Linked DNA regions of Homo sapiens: region 2 is linked to region 1. A link is a loop called in an ENCODE intact Hi-C map of the cell type or tissue named here. Cell type or tissue: ovary. All regions are shown on one strand. Links, peaks and the distances in the headings refer to the core of each region. The heading gives the core; the rest is flanking DNA.

The links. A loop is a pair of places that touch in the nucleus more often than their neighbours do. Peaks named below come from ENCODE experiments on the same cell type or tissue, not always from the same donor. Only the 100,000 strongest peaks of a DNase experiment are listed, where the experiment ranks them.
Region 2: a loop joins it to region 1, with 3 times the contacts of the local background. A loop is called at or near these places in 84 of 110 quality-filtered maps.

What each region holds. Positions count from the first base shown.
Region 1 is chr12:1,800,497-1,808,825 of GRCh38, forward strand. CACNA2D4 (calcium voltage-gated channel auxiliary subunit alpha2delta 4) reads right to left here. Exons shown (of 38, transcript NM_172364.5): 30 at 1,078-1,148; 31 at 547-622. It overlaps LOC105369602 (a long non-coding RNA gene), which reads left to right. Exons shown (of 4, transcript XR_931549.3): 1 at 1-427; 2 at 5,207-5,415; 3 at 5,795-6,062; 4 at 6,634-7,001. Among named protein-coding and RNA genes, the nearest start is that of LRTM2, 16 kb to the right of the region's middle. RefSeq lists enhancers at 3,997-4,919, 4,047-4,341 and a silencer at 4,080-4,239. In ovary, for the core only: no CTCF peak of the experiment used is centred there; DNase peaks (open chromatin) are centred at 418, 4,195 and 4,615.
Region 2 is chr12:2,039,768-2,048,096 of GRCh38, forward strand. It overlaps a transcript of CACNA1C not described here. Among named protein-coding and RNA genes, the nearest start is that of CACNA1C-IT2, 4.4 kb to the right of the region's middle. In ovary, for the core only: no CTCF peak of the experiment used is centred there; no DNase peak of the experiment used is centred there.

The DNA of each region.
Region 1 (8,329 bases), core at 324-8,323:
CCCCACCACCAGCACCACCCTCAGAGAGACCAGAGAGTGGGCTGCCCTGCCACTGGGAGCAGGGGCAGCAGAGCACAGGCCAGCAGCCCAGCACCCCCCATCCCCCCACCTCCCACCTGCCCTGCAGAGCTGAGCTAGCTGGGAAATGCCTATTGCAGGTCAGACATCTCGGGTGGGGTTGGACATGCCCCTCCAGGAGACGAGTCAAGCCCTCATCCTGGTGCTGCACTGCTGAGGATCCCTGGTGATCAAGCGGCAGTGTCAGGGGCTGAGGCTGGGGCAGGCTGCTCTCTCTGTCTCCGCCAGAGGCACTGTTGTGTCACAACTACCAGAGCAGTCCCTCTGAAGCCCCAAAGCCAGACCCAGAGGCCTGCCTGGGAGTGGGACTGAGAGCAGTGGCTCTGAGCAGAAGATGGAGATGGTCAAGGTAGGGCCCTGGGGCCAGACACCCAAGGTGGGTGAGAACAGGGACCAGTGACCTCATTCCAGGACAGGGCAGAGGACTGGCTGGCTGGCTGGCAGAGGGAAGGGCTGGGTGACACTCACGCTGACCAGGGGCTGGGCTGCACTGTGGTGGTGACTCGAGGGTTTGCACATGGCCTGATAGTCATACATAGTCACTCTGAAAATCAGAAGCGGGCTGTGATGAGTCCAAAGCCACCCCCACCCCCTGCCCCTGCCTCAGGAGGCTTTACTAGCAGAGCATCCGTTTACCGCAATTCCCAAGGGCGCCTGAGCTAGGACAGCAGATCAGAATACAGCTCATGCTGAAAATTACATTTCTGCACTTGGAATGGTTTAAAGACAATGAAGAGCAAATGGCTTTTGCCCTCGGAGTTGGACGGTTTTCCCTCTAGGGTCTGAGCTGCGGAGCCCCTCCCAGGGATGCCCACATGCCCTTACGCCCTCCCCACATCATGCTGACGCCCTGGCTCCATAAAGGTTGCTTTTGCAGCTCTTTGGGGGCACCCACTGTGGGTTTTGGAGGTCAGGATCCTGAGATCCGCCAGGACCACTTAGCGTCAGCTCTCGGTTTGCTGTGTCTATTTGGACTGGGGAGGAGTGTGCCCCACTTACTGGCTGAACACCCCCATGCTGAGCAGCTGGGTCAGGACAGCACCATCCACCTCCCCCAGAAATCTTCCCGTCTGTGAGAGAGGGACAGCAGAGAGAGAGGGAGGGAGAGAGATGGAGCAGGATGGAGCCTTCCGAGTCCAGCACTATTTATTCAGCTCAGGTCGAGGCTTTTGGTGCCAGTTGGGCTTTCCCTCTGACTGCCTCTCAGCATAATCCAGCTGAACCCTTCCACCCACGCCCCTGTCCGGTCCTGGCTCCCTCCTCACCGTCCAGCCTGGTGCTTCCTCAACTGGAAGGAGTCACCCGCTAGCTGACTATGAGACCAACGTAGAGGCTGCAATGTGATTTTTTTAATGGTACAGAATTCCTTGGAACAATTCTGTGTGAATCACTTGCAGCAAGGTTAAAGAATGTTTTATGAAACTGGATTTGTTTTATATGCTGTGTGTGTGTGTGTGTGTGTGTGTGTGTGTGTGTGTGTGTGTGTTGGGTCAGATATAAAACACGTTTCTGCAGGTCAAGGTCAGAAGCAGCGCCTGTCTCATGCACGCTGGTGTCCTCATCTTCCCAGTGTGAGAGGGCTGCTGTGGCTTTTGCTGTCCCTCCATCACCTCCCACAATCAGTGTGCCCTGTGGATCGGTCATTTGTCCCCTCCATGACAATGACCTAACCGGATCCCTTGCCCTGTCTCCATTGCCCACCTGCCCTCCTAACTGACCTCTCCTCTTGTCCCTGTGGCACTGCCAGAGTCATCTTACTCAAATGCAACATGGATGGGTCACTCTTGCCTTCATTTCCAAAAAATAAAACAGGACCCTCCCTCCTGCCCCCGGCTCCCCTTTTGTTGTCCATCAGCCAGCACTTTGTGGCTTCTGTGCCCTGTGCCAAGCAGCGGCCCCCTAGCTGGCTGAGAATGGCCTCAGGCCCTCCACTCTGCCACCTCTCATGGCCTCTGTACCTGCCTTGGCCTCTTGAGTCTGCCATTTCCCAGCATGTCAGGGTGGCAGAGCTTGGGCTTTGGTGTTGGATTTCGACTTTAATGTAGGCTGTCTTTAAAAATTGGGGATAGCGTGTGTCCGGCGTGTGGCTCCCAGTAAATACTTGAAAAATGGCAGCCATCGTTAGGAGGAGAGGTCCGGGGTCCGGCTTGGCTGTTCTCCCTGCCGATTACCCTTCCTCTGTCCTCATGCCAAGGAACTTCTTTCCTCACCCTCGCTGGGAAGTCTTTCTATTCTAACTTTCCCAGCCAGAACAAGGCCTTCCTCTGCACACCGGCAGCCTGTGGAGTCCTAGTCTCACTCTGCCTGATAAGATATTTGGTTGAAAACTGTATGAGAACAGGACCATGTCTTACTCATCTCTGAATTCCCCAAAGTGTCTTGGTACCTGGACATACTCAGTCAGTGTGGAATGTTGATAGGGAAGGGAGGTGGGAACCAAGCTGATGGCCACGTCAGGTTCTTCATGGAGAGCTTTCTAGCTGCCAGGGCCCAAAATGATGACATGTGTGATAACTACCAATAAAAAGAAATGCAAGGCTGGTACAGGAGCTGAGGCACATGGGCCTGGCCAATCTCAAGGAAAGCCAGGCATTGTCTGGGTGCCCACCTGGGGCCTGCCCTGGGCAGCCAAGTAGACTCCAGCAAGCCTTCTGAAGGGAACAGAGATGTATTCCAGACAAGGGCTAGGCAGAACGCACAACTCCTGAACACCCAATGAACAACCAGAGAAGTTCTCTCTCAAATAAGAGATGATGGTGCAGCTTCAGGACAATAACCCCAGAACTGTTATGCCCATGGTTCATAATGCTGTGACTTATAATCAGCCAATATGGGGCCACAGGTCCCCAGATGCGCCCACACCAGGAATCTGGGATGGAGTCAGGAAGTATTACTTTCCAAATTGGACTTAAATAACAAAACATAGTCCTTACATCCTACAGTATTTCCTGTGTAAGTGGAAATGGCTGACTTATAAAATTAAAACGTAAGGATGCAACCCACTAAAAATGCATGGCAAATTGTAATCTAAAAATGGAGGGTCAATTACAAAAGTAAGCAGCAGGAAAACAGATTCAGACAAAGGTGCTCACACTTGTCTGTCTACACTCTGCTAGTTCTTTACCTGGAATGGCCTGACCACCAAAAACTATTTCATAATACCTTTTATTCATAAGGCACTCACCAGGTGAGTCTGATGCAAAGATGAATGAAATGGACACGAATCAAGAGCTTCAGACTAGTTTGCATGGACAGGCAGGGAACACACAAACTCTCAGACATGGCTGGCTGAAAACCGGCACCTCCTACGGTGGTGGAAAGGAGTGGCAACCTAAAGCCCTGGCAGGCTGCATGAAAGAAGGCAGTGGACATGGCAGCGGGACAGCAGGGAGGGTCAAGGGCATTCCAGGGACACAACAGCACATGGGAATGTGAAAGACATTGAAATCCTGCCTGTTCTTCACGGCGCAGCCCTGAAGCTCTCCCTGGTGCCTCCAGCTGGAGTAAACTCTCTCAGCTGGGGCTCGCTTTTTGCTATTCTAGTTACTGTGTGTGTGTGTGTGTGTGTGTGTGTGTGTGTGTGTGTGTGTCCCCTCCGTCACCCCCTCACCTGACAGCAGGATTCTAGGGGACAGAAATCCACTTCTGTCCCACAGCACCACACCATGTCCTGTTCACAGTTATTATTCCATGCATATTTGCTGAAGGAATGTGTGAGGGAATGAATGACCCGAGTCTTCTGCTCCCTGGGAAAGTGCAGCGGGGTGCAGACAAGGCTTCTGACGAGGCTGGTCTTAATTCCTACAAACCTGTCCCATTCTCCTTCCTAATTCTAGGCTTATTCACCAACAACCCTGTGGTTTAGACCCTGGATTCTGAGAAGAGAGGTCCCTGAGAGCAAGGATGTGTATCCTGGACACTAGAAAAATGTATCCCCCTCCATAAATTACTAGCTTGATTTTTCTAGGATTTGTCACTCTGGCAGAAAATATCCATTCTCCCCGTCTTCTTTAGTTAGGCAGCCTGACTTTAATTATGGCAGCCATGTGCTCAGCGAAAAGACTACATTTCCCAGTAGCCCTTGCGGCAGGGACTGGCCAATGGAATGTGAGCAGAGCCGCTGGGAGGGACTTCCGGGAAGCGGGCCCAAGGCCTCCTGCCTCTTCCCCATCCTCGCTCTTGCGCTCTGGGAAGTGGACTCGAAGGCAGGAGCCCCTCCAGCTATGCTGGGATCGTGCGGATGGGGACAGGCTGGGCCCAGGCTGCCTTCATCCATTCTTTTATGAGAGAATAAACCTTTAGTTGTTTAAGCCACTTCTCTTCTGGCAGCAGAACACAATTCCTGGCTGATAGTTTCTTTTGAACTTTGTCAGGGCAAATCCCCGACTCAAATACAGTCCCTGAACCTGCAAAGCGAAGGTCCAAACGTCGACGTGGGATGCCTTGTCGATTTAGGAGCCCCAGACCGCCCGTGGAGTGGCACCCAAAGCATAGCACGATGCAGGGGCCTGACCACCCCAGCCCCCCTTTCATGGGGGACAATTCACAAATAAGCAGTGGCCCGTGGGCTGCCTGAACTCTGGGGCTGGGTCAAAAGAGTCGAGGACCCCCCCTGCCTGGCCTTCGAGTCTGGAGGGAGGCCAGGAGGAGGAGGTCCTGTGAGCACCACCCAGAAGCCTGCGGGGGAAGCAGATGGGGGCAGAGGCAGGCGACCAAGTGATGAGAGGTTGGGTAGTCCCTCCCAGGCCTGGACTAATTTGCAGGGCTGTGGGAGGCTGTGCCCAGAGAGAAGGGGTGCTCTTGACTCTGATGACAGATGGAGTAAATGTCCCATGGCCTCCTTACCTGGGGACAGCCTCCGTTTCTTCTCTAAAGATGGGAGCTCATCCTCCTAAGGGGTGTGGACACTCAAGTCCCTGTGTCTGGCTCGGGTCGGGATCAGTTTCCTTTTGTCTGCTCCTGGCTTGTGCAGCCTCACCTGCCCCTCCGTCCTCCAGGCTGCAGTCTCTTAAGGAGTGTTTTGGACACTCAGGGGTGCCTGGGAGGTACGTGGAGGAGCGGGGTGGGGGTGGGGCAGCACTGCACTCCCCAGAAAGCCACCTGAAGAGCCTGCCTCTGACCACGACAGGATTAATTCTATTCCTGGAGGGCCCAGTGGAGCAGGGCCATTTGGGACGCCAGGAAGGTAGAAGGAGCACCGCTGCCAGGGCATGTGGTGTCCCGGAAGATGGCCAAGGCAGGCTGCCCAGAGTGGAAAGGATGGCAACACGTGCCAGGCTGGGATAGTGACTTGAAGATGAGGAGCCTGGGCTGGGCGGGCCGCAGGCGGCAGGGAAGGTGAGAGGGATTCAGAGAAACAGGAGCCGAGGCCCAGAAAGGCATGCCTGATGCCCCCTGACGACAGAGAGGGATGCCCTGCTCTGAGGGCCTGCCTGGTCCGGCTCACTGGGCTGGGGTGTGGAGGGAGCAGGGTGCTGTGCTCTGAGAGATCCAGGTCCCTCAGGGAAAGGTGCTGGGATGGGGCCTCGGATTTTCTAGGCTGCAGTTGCTGCCCCTTGAAGATCCACTTTGAAGCTTCCATGGGTGGGTGCCGCCCAGAAGCAAATGACAGGAATCGGAGTCCCCAGATTCAGGGTGACAGATCCACTATAAATATTACAAAGCTCCACAAAGCCACTGTCATTGCCTGTCCCCAGCTGTCTGCTTCTCTTTCTAGGCCCCACATCGAGGGTTGCAATCTTGTCATCCATAACTCTTATAAGAATGAGCCCTGGCCTGGAAGAGAGGCCAAATGTCTAATCAGCAGGCCTGGAACACCGCCGGTGCCAAGAAAGAGCCAAGCAGCCACTCCCTGGGGCTGGCTGCAGATGAGGCCCTTGTGGTTTCCCCACTCACTGACTACGGGGAGGAGGGTGTGCAAGGACTTTGTCTGGGAAGAATCTTTGCATCTGTAGCTCAACAGGCTTCTCTCTCCAGGCCCCTGGGTAAGCCCTAGCAGGGACAAGGAGTCGCTGGAAGCCTTTGACATATTTGCCTAGTCAGGAAAGTGACAGCAGCCAGCTAAAGTGCATTGAGATCCACAGCAGCCAGGAGGCCTGGGGAGGGTTCTCAACCCACCATGCACCCAGTCACCTGGAGGGCCCCTTTGAGCAGACTGCCAGACCCCAACCCCAGAGTGCTTGAGTCCCTAGGTCTGGGGTGGGACCCTGGCAAATCTGCATCTCTAACAAGCTCCCAGATGCTGGGGCTTCTGTCCTTCAGCCACACTGGAGGCCTAGAGATAAGCAGGGAGGAGCAGTGAGGAATGAATGAGTTAGGGGAGGCCAGGCCCTGTGGCCCTCGATGGCACTTGTGTGTTTGGGGAAGAGGGGCAGGTTTGGGTCGGTTGGTGGGAGTTGGTGGTGGGCAGACTCTAAAGTGGTTCACAATGATCCCGGCCTCCTGGGAGTCCTGCCCTTGTGTAAGCCCCTCCTCTTGAGTATAGGTTGGACATAGTAACTTGTTTCTAGCAAGCAGAATATGGTAAAAGTGATGGGGTGTCGCTTCTGACATCAGGTTTCAAAAGACTGTGACTTCCACCTTGGTTTGCTCGGTCTGATGAAGGAACTTTGAGCTGTGAGCTGCACTGTGAACTTTGCTGTGAGCTGCCCTGTGATGGGAGAGGAGGCCTCCGCCTCACAGCCCTGGAGGACCTCAATGCTGCCAACGTGTGACCAGATGCAGATCCTTCTCCAGTCAAGCCTGGACATGACATGACAGCAGCCCTGGGGACCTTGATGCTGTGGCCTGTGCAAGACCCTGAGCCAGCCGCACCCAGATCCCTCACCCACAGAAACTGCCAGATTTTAAGTCTTCTGCTTGTAAGCCACTCTTTTTGCCATAGTTTGTGTGCAGCAATAGATAACTGCTCTAGAGTTGTTAAATGAGTAAGTTTTTTTAAAAACAGCAAAAACAGATGGACGGACAGAGGGTCGGACAGCTGAACAAATGGCATTAGCCCCAGACTCTCCGCCGCCCTGTCTTCCACTCATCTCCCAGTCTAGCGCCTGCTGCCTCCAGCCCTCACTCTCAGGCCAGTTCAGTTCTCCACACGGTTACCCAGTGTCTGCTGTGTGCCAGGCACCACACCAGGCAGGGTCTCTGGCCTAGTGCCCTCCCATAACCCGACACAGTTCAGGCTGCATGGTCAGAGCTGTCCAGAGTGAGGAAGGAGGAACTGGGCCCTGATCACAGTGGGGGAGCAAGGGTGAGCCAAGCACGGCGGGAGCGGGGGCCCCAGCAGGAGCCTCTAGAAGGTCAGTTCGTTTCTGCCCTGCTTCATTTCATGGAGGGTTTGGGATGGCATATAAAACTACACACGGGGTAAAAAGGTAATAGAATCATTGAGAAAATGGGGGTGAATGAGTTAAGTCAACAAATACATTATAAAATATAAATCTCTGAGTAATTGATTGCTACCACATCTAATCCAAACTTGTTCTCAGTGATTTTACAATCTGTGAAGACATGTGAGCAAATGTGGTCTGGACAGAATAGGACCAAAGTGGCCCAGTGGGTTATGAGAGGGTCCCTCGAGGGACCCTGGAGGGACCCTGGAGAGGCCACGTGCTCTCCAGCTTCTCTCAAGGCTGGGGTGGTTTCCCTCCAGGGCCGCCTCCCCGCACGGTTGTCCCGCTGCCTCTGGAGCAGGGGCTGGAAACTACAGCCCGTAGGCCAAGCCTGGCTCACTGTTGATTCATGTGAGCCCTTGATCTAAGACTGGCTTTTCCATTTTCAAGTGGTTGGGGAAAAAAAGTCAAAAGATTGATAACATCTCATGACACGTGAAATTTATATGAAATTCACATTTCAGTATTCAAAGGTTTTACTGGAGCAACGCCACCTGCATTTGCTCACAGATCGCCCATGGCTGCTTTCTTGCTACAACAGCAGGGCTGAGTCTCATGAAGCTCAAAACCAACATGTGCATCCGCCCCTTTAGGAAACGCTCGCCTACCCCTGCTCTTGAGCTTGCTCTCAGGCTTGGCCATCCTCTCCCTCTGTCCTGCCACCTCCCATCCCAGTGTCCAGGATGCAAGCTCTCTCTGGGATGCCTTAGCCCATGCTCCGGCCCTTGAAAGCCAACACCACGGGAGGCCTGGGGACACGGTCAGTCTCAGTCACCCAGGGCGAGAGGGGTCGGAGCACGAATGAGGGGGCATCAGTGATCCCAGAGCCTCACACCAACCACTGGTTTCAACTCTTATCATCA
Region 2 (8,329 bases), core at 309-8,308, 240 kb after region 1:
GGTGTGGGAGGGGAGAAGGAATAAGGGATGATTTTGGACCATTGGGCCATAGGGGTGAGCATCCCTGTGCCTGAGCTGGGATTACAGTTCTTGGGTTCCTGTGGGGCATCATGTCAGTGTTGGCTGCCTATATATGTAGAGAGAGTGCTTCTGGAGATGGGGATGGGGGTAGGATTTATGCAAAGAGGAGATGGAGGATGGCAGAGACCAATGCATCTACTTGGATGCCATGGAAAGCCTGACGGCACTAGATTTTTCTTTCAAGTCATCACCTCTTCATTCAACTTGCTTTCCCATCCAGGTACTTTTCTACCCAGCTGTGGCACACCCATGACTTCAGCAGGGAGAGAGTTAAGACTTTGAGGATGGACAGCAAAACTCCATCTATTTTTTTTTTGTTCGTTTGTTTCTGTTTTTAACATTCATGATTTGGGTATTGTAGAAACTATCAAAGATGGCTTAAATGAGGTCTTTGTGTGATAGGAAATGTTCTTAGCTCTGTGCTTCCCAAACTCTTTTAACATTGAACTGCTCTCTGCAGAACATCCATCTTGGTGAGCCTTCACTAAATGCATAGAAGTGACAGCAAATAATGTAGCTGATCTAACTACCTCCCCTATAGGATTTACTTTCAGAGTTTTAAGGGAAATTTTCAAGCAGAAAATGGTTACATGGATAAAATTGTTGAGATTTAATTAGACTTTTATAAGAAATGTGAGAGAATTTTGTTATCAAAGTCTAAGCGGTAGGCTGGGTGATGTGGAGATGTCGAATACCTTGACTTTCACTTCTGAAGAACTGGTTTTAAGCATCCTCTTTTCAAATAGACAATTAATTCTTACATAAGAGATGGTGACCAACTAGTCTCTTTTTCCAAAGAGGAATAAAAGACAAAAAGAAAATGGTTGGAATTGTGGTTAATGATATTCAGGTTGGACCAAGAAAGATTATTGGGTGCTTCAATGGATTGTCAAAGATGACAGAAAATTCCATCTTTGTGGTAATAAGTACCCTGCTATGTCTATACTTTTCCTTGACAAGCTTTTTCATACTAACATTTCACTTTGTACTCAGAATCCATTCCTTGAAAGTTCCTTGGTTTATGGTTGAGGGAACTGATACTCAAAGAACATTAAGAGACCTGGCTAAAGTTACACAGCCAAGTGGTAATAGATACAAGCTTTAAACTCAGAGTTCTTTCTAATACCTGACACTTTTGTCTTCTAGGCTGTAAATGAAAATACAGCAGAATCAGATCTGTCCAATAAATCCTGATTGAAGGCCAGAACTGAAAGTATTTCTTCTGAGGCTGAGAAAAATTCCATCTCAAACATTGAAAGGGTAGAAATAGGCAGTGAAGTCCTAGTGCCTGCTCTGTTTGGCCTTTCTGGGTTAAAAACATACTTAAAATTGAGTGACTCTGTTGTGGAATAAAATCCAAACAATCTGGGTTGAAAAAGACTGCTTAGGGGTGTGTGGGTCACAGTGATGCTAAGGGTATTCTTTTTTTTTTTTTTTTTTTTTTTTGAGACGGAGTCTTGCTGTTTCGCCCAGGCCAGAGTGCAGTGGCGCTGTCTTGGCTCACTGCAAGCTCTGCCTCCCAGGTTCATGCCATTCTCCCGCCTCAGCCTCCCGAGTAGCTGGGACTACAGGCGCTTGCCACCGCGTCCGGCTAATTTTTTGTATTTTTAGTAGAGACGGGGTTTCACCATGTTCGCCAGGATGGTCTCGATCTCCTGACCTCGTGATCTGCCCGCCTCGGCCTCCCAAAGTGCTGGGATTACAGGCATGAGCCACTGCGCCCGGCCCGCTAAGGGTATTCTTGATATCCGCTGGGATAATGTGACCACAGGACACCTTGCTTGCTTTCTCCAAGAATCTCAAGAAGACTACAAACCCCAAGAAGGGAGGCATCTTGTTCAAGATCATGTTGGGGATAGAAGACAGAGTGAGAATGAGAAAGCAGAGATGTTCATTTGTTTTATGAACATTTACTTATCTGCCAAGGTCTGTAGCCCTGGCCTTCCCTGTGAAGAGCAGCAGCCTGAACCAACGTTCAGTGGCCGGGGCTGCCGAGCCAGGACCTTACGGGGCTGCAGCCTGTGCTGACCCAGGGCCTCCACAGTGCTTTGCTTGCAGATCCCCCCAAAAGAGTTGTGAAAAAGTCTGTGCCTCATCATGCGTTTTCAAGTTGACATCCCAAAAGTTTCATGATAATTTTAAATGGTTGTAAATGATGCAATTTCTGGTGCTTTATAAATCTTGACAGTTTAACATAAAATTGTTGCATTACTCTTTTAAAGTTTCCAATAAAATATAAACACTGCAGCTATTTGATACCTTCTATTATGTATTCAAAGATATATAAAAGCCCTGTTTTTAACAGTCAAAGATTTTTCATCATTTCTTTTTCTCCTTGGATACATATTTACATTCCATTTCCTTCTTAAAATTTTACCCTAATACGATATATTTTTATGCTGGAAAGTCTTTTACTGATCACGCTACCATATTACTCTGCAACAAAAAGAGGCTTATAAATTAAAATTTAAAATTTAAAAATTTTATAAACATAAGGCTTTGTGTTATACGCTTCTTTTGGATTGAATTTTCATCACAGATACTATTAATGTACAACTGAGCAAAACAACATATTTACATTATGAGCTTTTCGAGGTAATTCTTAATATAAAATGTACCAGAAATAATATATTTTACATGATCGAAGGGATATGTTGTCCGATTCAAGAGGCTTTCTAGACACCTGTATTTCAAATGTCTCCTTGTCTGGGCACCAGTATTTCCTAGATTTCCTTGTTTGGTGTCCTGGGGGCATTCACACCACAGGGATATGGACCTGGAAGGATGCAGGGTGAATGACAGGTGTGCTTCTCTGCTGAAGTGTAGGATAAGGATGCCCCTTTGAGAGACAGGAGAAGCGGCAGGTGGGCTCCAGGCTCTGCCCCGGGTTGTCCTCCGGTGAACGTGAAGACTGAGCACATATGAAAGTTGAGGGTCTGGAAATGAATTCTATTAAATCATGACTTGTACACAAGTTTCAAGATGTCCTACACTACTCCAATCACTTTCGAAGGCCACTTGGGAAATTGTTAGCATGTTCTTGATTCATCCACATAAGAATAGTTTGCATAAGCTATTCAATATAAATACAAGCATAAATATGCCTGTACTTTGAGAAATATGCCTGTACTTTAAGAGGAAGACGTGTTTTGGGGTGTTTCATCTGGATAATCAGTTGCAATAGACACTGTCACCCGTTTATCTGGAACAAATAGAACTATTATGTGCTACATAAATTATAAATGATTGCAATATTACTTCATCGCAAGATCATTATGGTTACAGCCTGCCCTCCTATGAATTAGAATCATTGACTGATATTATGCTGATTGGAACAGAAGTCAATTCAATGCATCAGAACTTGGCAAATCCCTAACCACACATGGTTCACACACATGCGGTTGTTGATTTATTCCAGCCTGTTAGTCAAGATAGTTAACATACTATGGTAATATTTTCCACATTCCTGGAGCTTAATATAATACAAATCTATTTCTTGATCATACTATATCCAGAGGGGGCTAGTGAGAGGTTCTGGTTCACAAAGTCACTCAGGGACTCAGGGTTGATGGATGCTTCTCTATCTTGCAGCTGTACCATCTGGATAATGTGGCAGGAGAGGGGAGAGACAGAAGAATTGAAACAGGTCTTCCATCTCCTCAACCTGGAGGTGACACAGTCACTTCTGCTTACATTTCATTCGTCAGGACTAGTCCAATAGTTGTGTCCAAATGCAGAATGGCTGAGAAGCTCACTCTGCCATGTGCCCCAGAGGAGAAGAAAACAGAATATTCTTTTTTTTTTTTTTTTTTTTTTTTGAGACAGAGTCTCGCTCTGTCGCCCAGGCCGGACTGCGGACTGCAGTGGCGCAATCTCGGCTCACTGCAAGCTCCGCTTCCCGGGTTCACGCCATTCTCCTGCCTCAGCCTCCCCAGTAGCTGGGACTACAGGCGCCCGCCATTGCGCCCGGCTAATTTTTTGTATTTTTAGTAGAGACGGGGTTTCACCTTGTTAGCCAGGATGGTCTCGATCTCCTGACCTCATGATCCACCCGCCTCGGCCTCCCAAAGTGCTGGGATTACAGGCGTGAGCCACCGCGCCCGGCCAAAAACAGAATATTCTTGCTAACTAAACTATAGTAGAAGTTGATATGGGTGGCATTGGTCAATTGGTCATTGGTTAAAAAAATGATTACCAAGAGTTAGTGATTAATAATAAAATAATGGGGTTATATTCATCACAAAAAATCATTATGTAAGCAGGACCGAACATGACAAAGGCAGAAAATTTGAATCTGCTATGTAAAGAGGCAAAAATGTAAACCTTGGGAGATTGAAACTTACCTTCAAGTATGACTTTGACTGAAGGAAGACCTATCTAGCTGGCAGAGGTACTTCAGCTGGGTCATACGAATACATGACTGGAAGTGTCCTGCCATACTTGACAACTCTGCCCAGCTCTTGTTTCCACCAGGCTCCACTTGGCCACTAAGTGGAAGTCATTCGGCAAGTTCATGAGAGTCACTACTGAGAAGATATCCCTTTGGTTGCCCTCGTGACTTTGCCTATTTCTAGATGTATTATGGAGCAATGACCTCTCTAGCAGGGCGGTGGTGATTAGTTGTAACTTCCCCGCCCCCAGGTACTTGGAAAATGGCCGAATCAACAACTTAGAGTGAACTAGCCAAGTGTTAATTAGTTATATGGCATTGAGGTTTACCGTTCCAGGAATGTAAATATTTGGAATTATTCCTATCAGTGTTATCTATATTCTTTTAGATTTCAGGGATGGGACCGCTGCAGGTTGACCCAAGGGTATCCCTATAAAAGATCCTTGGAATCTACAATTACAAGAGTGCATCATCTTTAAAAAAGAGGTTTCAGGGAACAAATATCCCTTTTTGTCTATTGAGGTGGCCTGGTCCCAAATGTCATATCAAGGAAAGGGTTACCTGACCTGTGTAAGACTAGGAACCAGAAATGTTCCTGGCTGCATAACCCTAGTCTCGCATGACTTCTGATACTGTAGGAAAGCAAGCTGGAAATTAATGTGTGGAATTCTAAGAGAGATGCAAGCAAAGTGACCATTTGGGAAGGAATAATCCAGAATGCAAATACAAACTGAGCCGTCATTTATTATTCATCCTTGGGTGAGAGGGAGAAGAACCAGGGGTCAGAGAGAGAAGACATTACAGATTGAATGCCAGCTGAAATATGGAAGGAAAGGTGAGTTTGCCAAGAGTTATATTAGTAGGGGGACTGTGAATAGAATGAGGGTTGATGGCTGATTTCTGATGGCCAAATAAATGTGTTTACTCTTAGGACCGTGTTTTGAAAATGACAGAGAACTTAGAATGCATTCACAGAAGGGTAAAAAGAGAAGAGAGAACATTTATAAAGCTAATTAGAAGAGGAAGGTTCTGAAAGCCCTACTGAAAAGAACACTTTTCAGCTTCCTTTGAGAAGACATTTTCTATCTAGCTCCATTGAATACGTTTGAACTGGCCTGGAACAGTTAAGAAGGTAAAGGGGTTAGGGAGGTTGAGGATCAGAATGGTCTTTGGGGTTTAAAGCCAGGTCCACTTCTACCCAGCTGAGTTGGCTTGGCCAGGTTACTGAACCTCTCCAAGCATTCAATTTCTCTAATTAAATAGCCGAGGGTGATTGACTGAAAGGATTGTTTAAGTGTAAGACCAAGTTCTGTGGGAAGAAGCATCCTCCATAGTGCAGCACCTTCGTCACCACTCACTTAAGCTCTAACATATGGCAATAACTTCTGTATTATAAGTGAAGAAACTGAGCCTCAGTGAGAGAAAGAGGTTGCTAAAGTTTCAGGAATTAGCAAATGTTGGACTTGAGATTCAAGTGAAAATGGGTGAAGAAACATTCCTGTAGGTTAGGGTAGCGCAGTGGGTTGAATAGCAGCCGCTCAGAATGTAAGTCCATGTCCTAATCCCCAGAGAGTGTCAGTGTTAGCTTATCAGGAAAAAGGGTCTTTGCAGATGTAATTAACTTAAGAATTTTGAGATGAAGACATCGTCTGGGATTATCTGGGGAGCCCTAATTCCAATGACAGGTGTCCTTGTAAAAGCCAAGCAGAAGGAGATCTGACTGCCAGAAGATGAGGAGGCAAGGTGACCATGGAGACAGTGTGATGTGGCCACAAGTCAAGGAATGCTGCCAGCCAGCAGAAGTTGGAAAGGGACAAAGAAGGGGTTCTCCCTGAGAGCCACTGCAGGCAGCACACCCTGCTGGATTTTCAACTTCTGGCCTCAAAACTGTGAGAGAATAAATTGCTGTTGTTTTAAAACACCCAGCTAGTGGTAATTTGCTATGGCAAAAACTGAATACATGTGGGAACGGCTCGCACTTTGTGAAGGCCTTTGAGCACCTAAAAAAGTGGACACAATAGTGGATAGGTCTGAGCCTTGACTATGTGGTTCCTTCTGGGGGTCAGCAGGTCACCCAGATGAAACAAACTTTCTCAGGGCCTTAACAAGTAATGAAGGTACAGCTTTGGTGACTGAGCGCTTCCCTTGGTATCAACTTCTCTTTCCAAAGAGCCTCAGGAGATGAGGCCACACATTCCCATTTTGCAGATGAGCAAACAGAAGTCCAAGATAGTTACATAATTAGCATGCACCACTGGCTTGCTGAGGTAGAGGGCCATCATTTGAATTCACACATGGTAGATGAATTCTCCCACCGGGAGAGCCAGTCCCCAGGATCAGGCCATAAATAACCTCGCTGCGTTCTGTCTTTGGGGGCTAAGCATTGCTGAAAATCACAAGGCTAGTCATGTTAGTCATGTTACCACACCTTGTTATCCTAACAACTTAGGCTGCTGTAGAATAAGCTTGAATTCTCCTCACACTCCGAGTACTCTGGCTTCCCCTTGGGACGGACGCTGGGGCTGAGCTGCCAGGAGAGTTTTCCCTAAGTGTAGTGTATAACAGCCCAGTGGGTTAGGTGGGATCTGGTCCATCCTATGGCTTCTAGATAAACAGACAGGAGGAAAGATGGAGATGTGATGGAAGGGAGAACTCTGCCAGCAGAGGTTTTTAAATACTAACATAAGTTGTGAAGGCCTCAGCGTTATTATGGGTCTTCCAAAAGAAGGAGAAAGGCCATTCTGCACCCTCTTCAGCTTTGCTCTCTGAACCGTGGGTTGGGGGATTTCCCCCAAAGCCTTCTTCTCTCCTCCATTCTAGTTCTAGTGCCTGAAATGTTGCCCACAGTAGCGGCCAGTGCACGGCCTCTGGGTTTGTGTAGACTTGGGTTCAAATCCTGATTCTATAATTTGCTGACAAAGCAATCTTCCGCAAGAAAGTTAACCTCTTAGCTACTGTTTTGCACCTGTACAATGGTGGTAAGTCTCTTTGGCAGGGCTGTGGTGAATTCAGGGCACATAGTAGATACTCAACAAATCTTTTTCACAGGGGTGAAGGATGATAACAGCTAACATTAAATGAGCACACTGTGCACCCCACACACTTTACTTGGACTATTTCATTTCATTCTCACAACCACCCTATGGAGGTAGGTACCATTATTAGCTTCATATTGTAAAAACTGGGTGTTAAGAGGTAAAGCCAGGTGTCCACATGCCCATAGCTCATAGCAGGCAGAACCTGGCTCTGTGTCTGGCCTGTCTCCAAAGACCAGGCTCTTCGCTGTATTTAAAGTGCCTATCATAGCACCTGATACTCACCAGGCATATTAAATGATGATAATTAGTATGAATTCAACAAACATATATATTGAGGGCAACTATGTGCCAGGCACTATTTACCCATAAAAATATCTAAACAAGTAACCTGGTCACAGGTGGGAGCACTACACTGTTGCATCAGCCAGCTTTGGTCAGGGAAGTGGTACCACCGTGAGTGATGTGGAGGAAGGGATTGATTGCAGAGATTAGACCTTATCCAGTTGTGGAAGCTGGTGAAGAATCTCTAGAAGGCTGCTGCCTCTGCATCTGAGGATGGGTGTGAAGTTGCCGTAATGCCAAAAGGCCGGAGGAAAGCAGGACATGATGTGGGAGAGAGTGAGGCCAAAGTGGAGCCCACAAGGACAAATAAAACCCTTGTTTGCCTTTCACCACTTCCGATCTCGACCATGAAACATAAAGCTGGAATCTTGACTACAGAGCTGGACACGTACTTTGCCCAGGCCTCAGAGTAGCTGAAGGAGGAGATCTAGCAGGAGCTGGAGGAGCTGTGGGCTCCACCATCAGGGTGAGCCAGCAA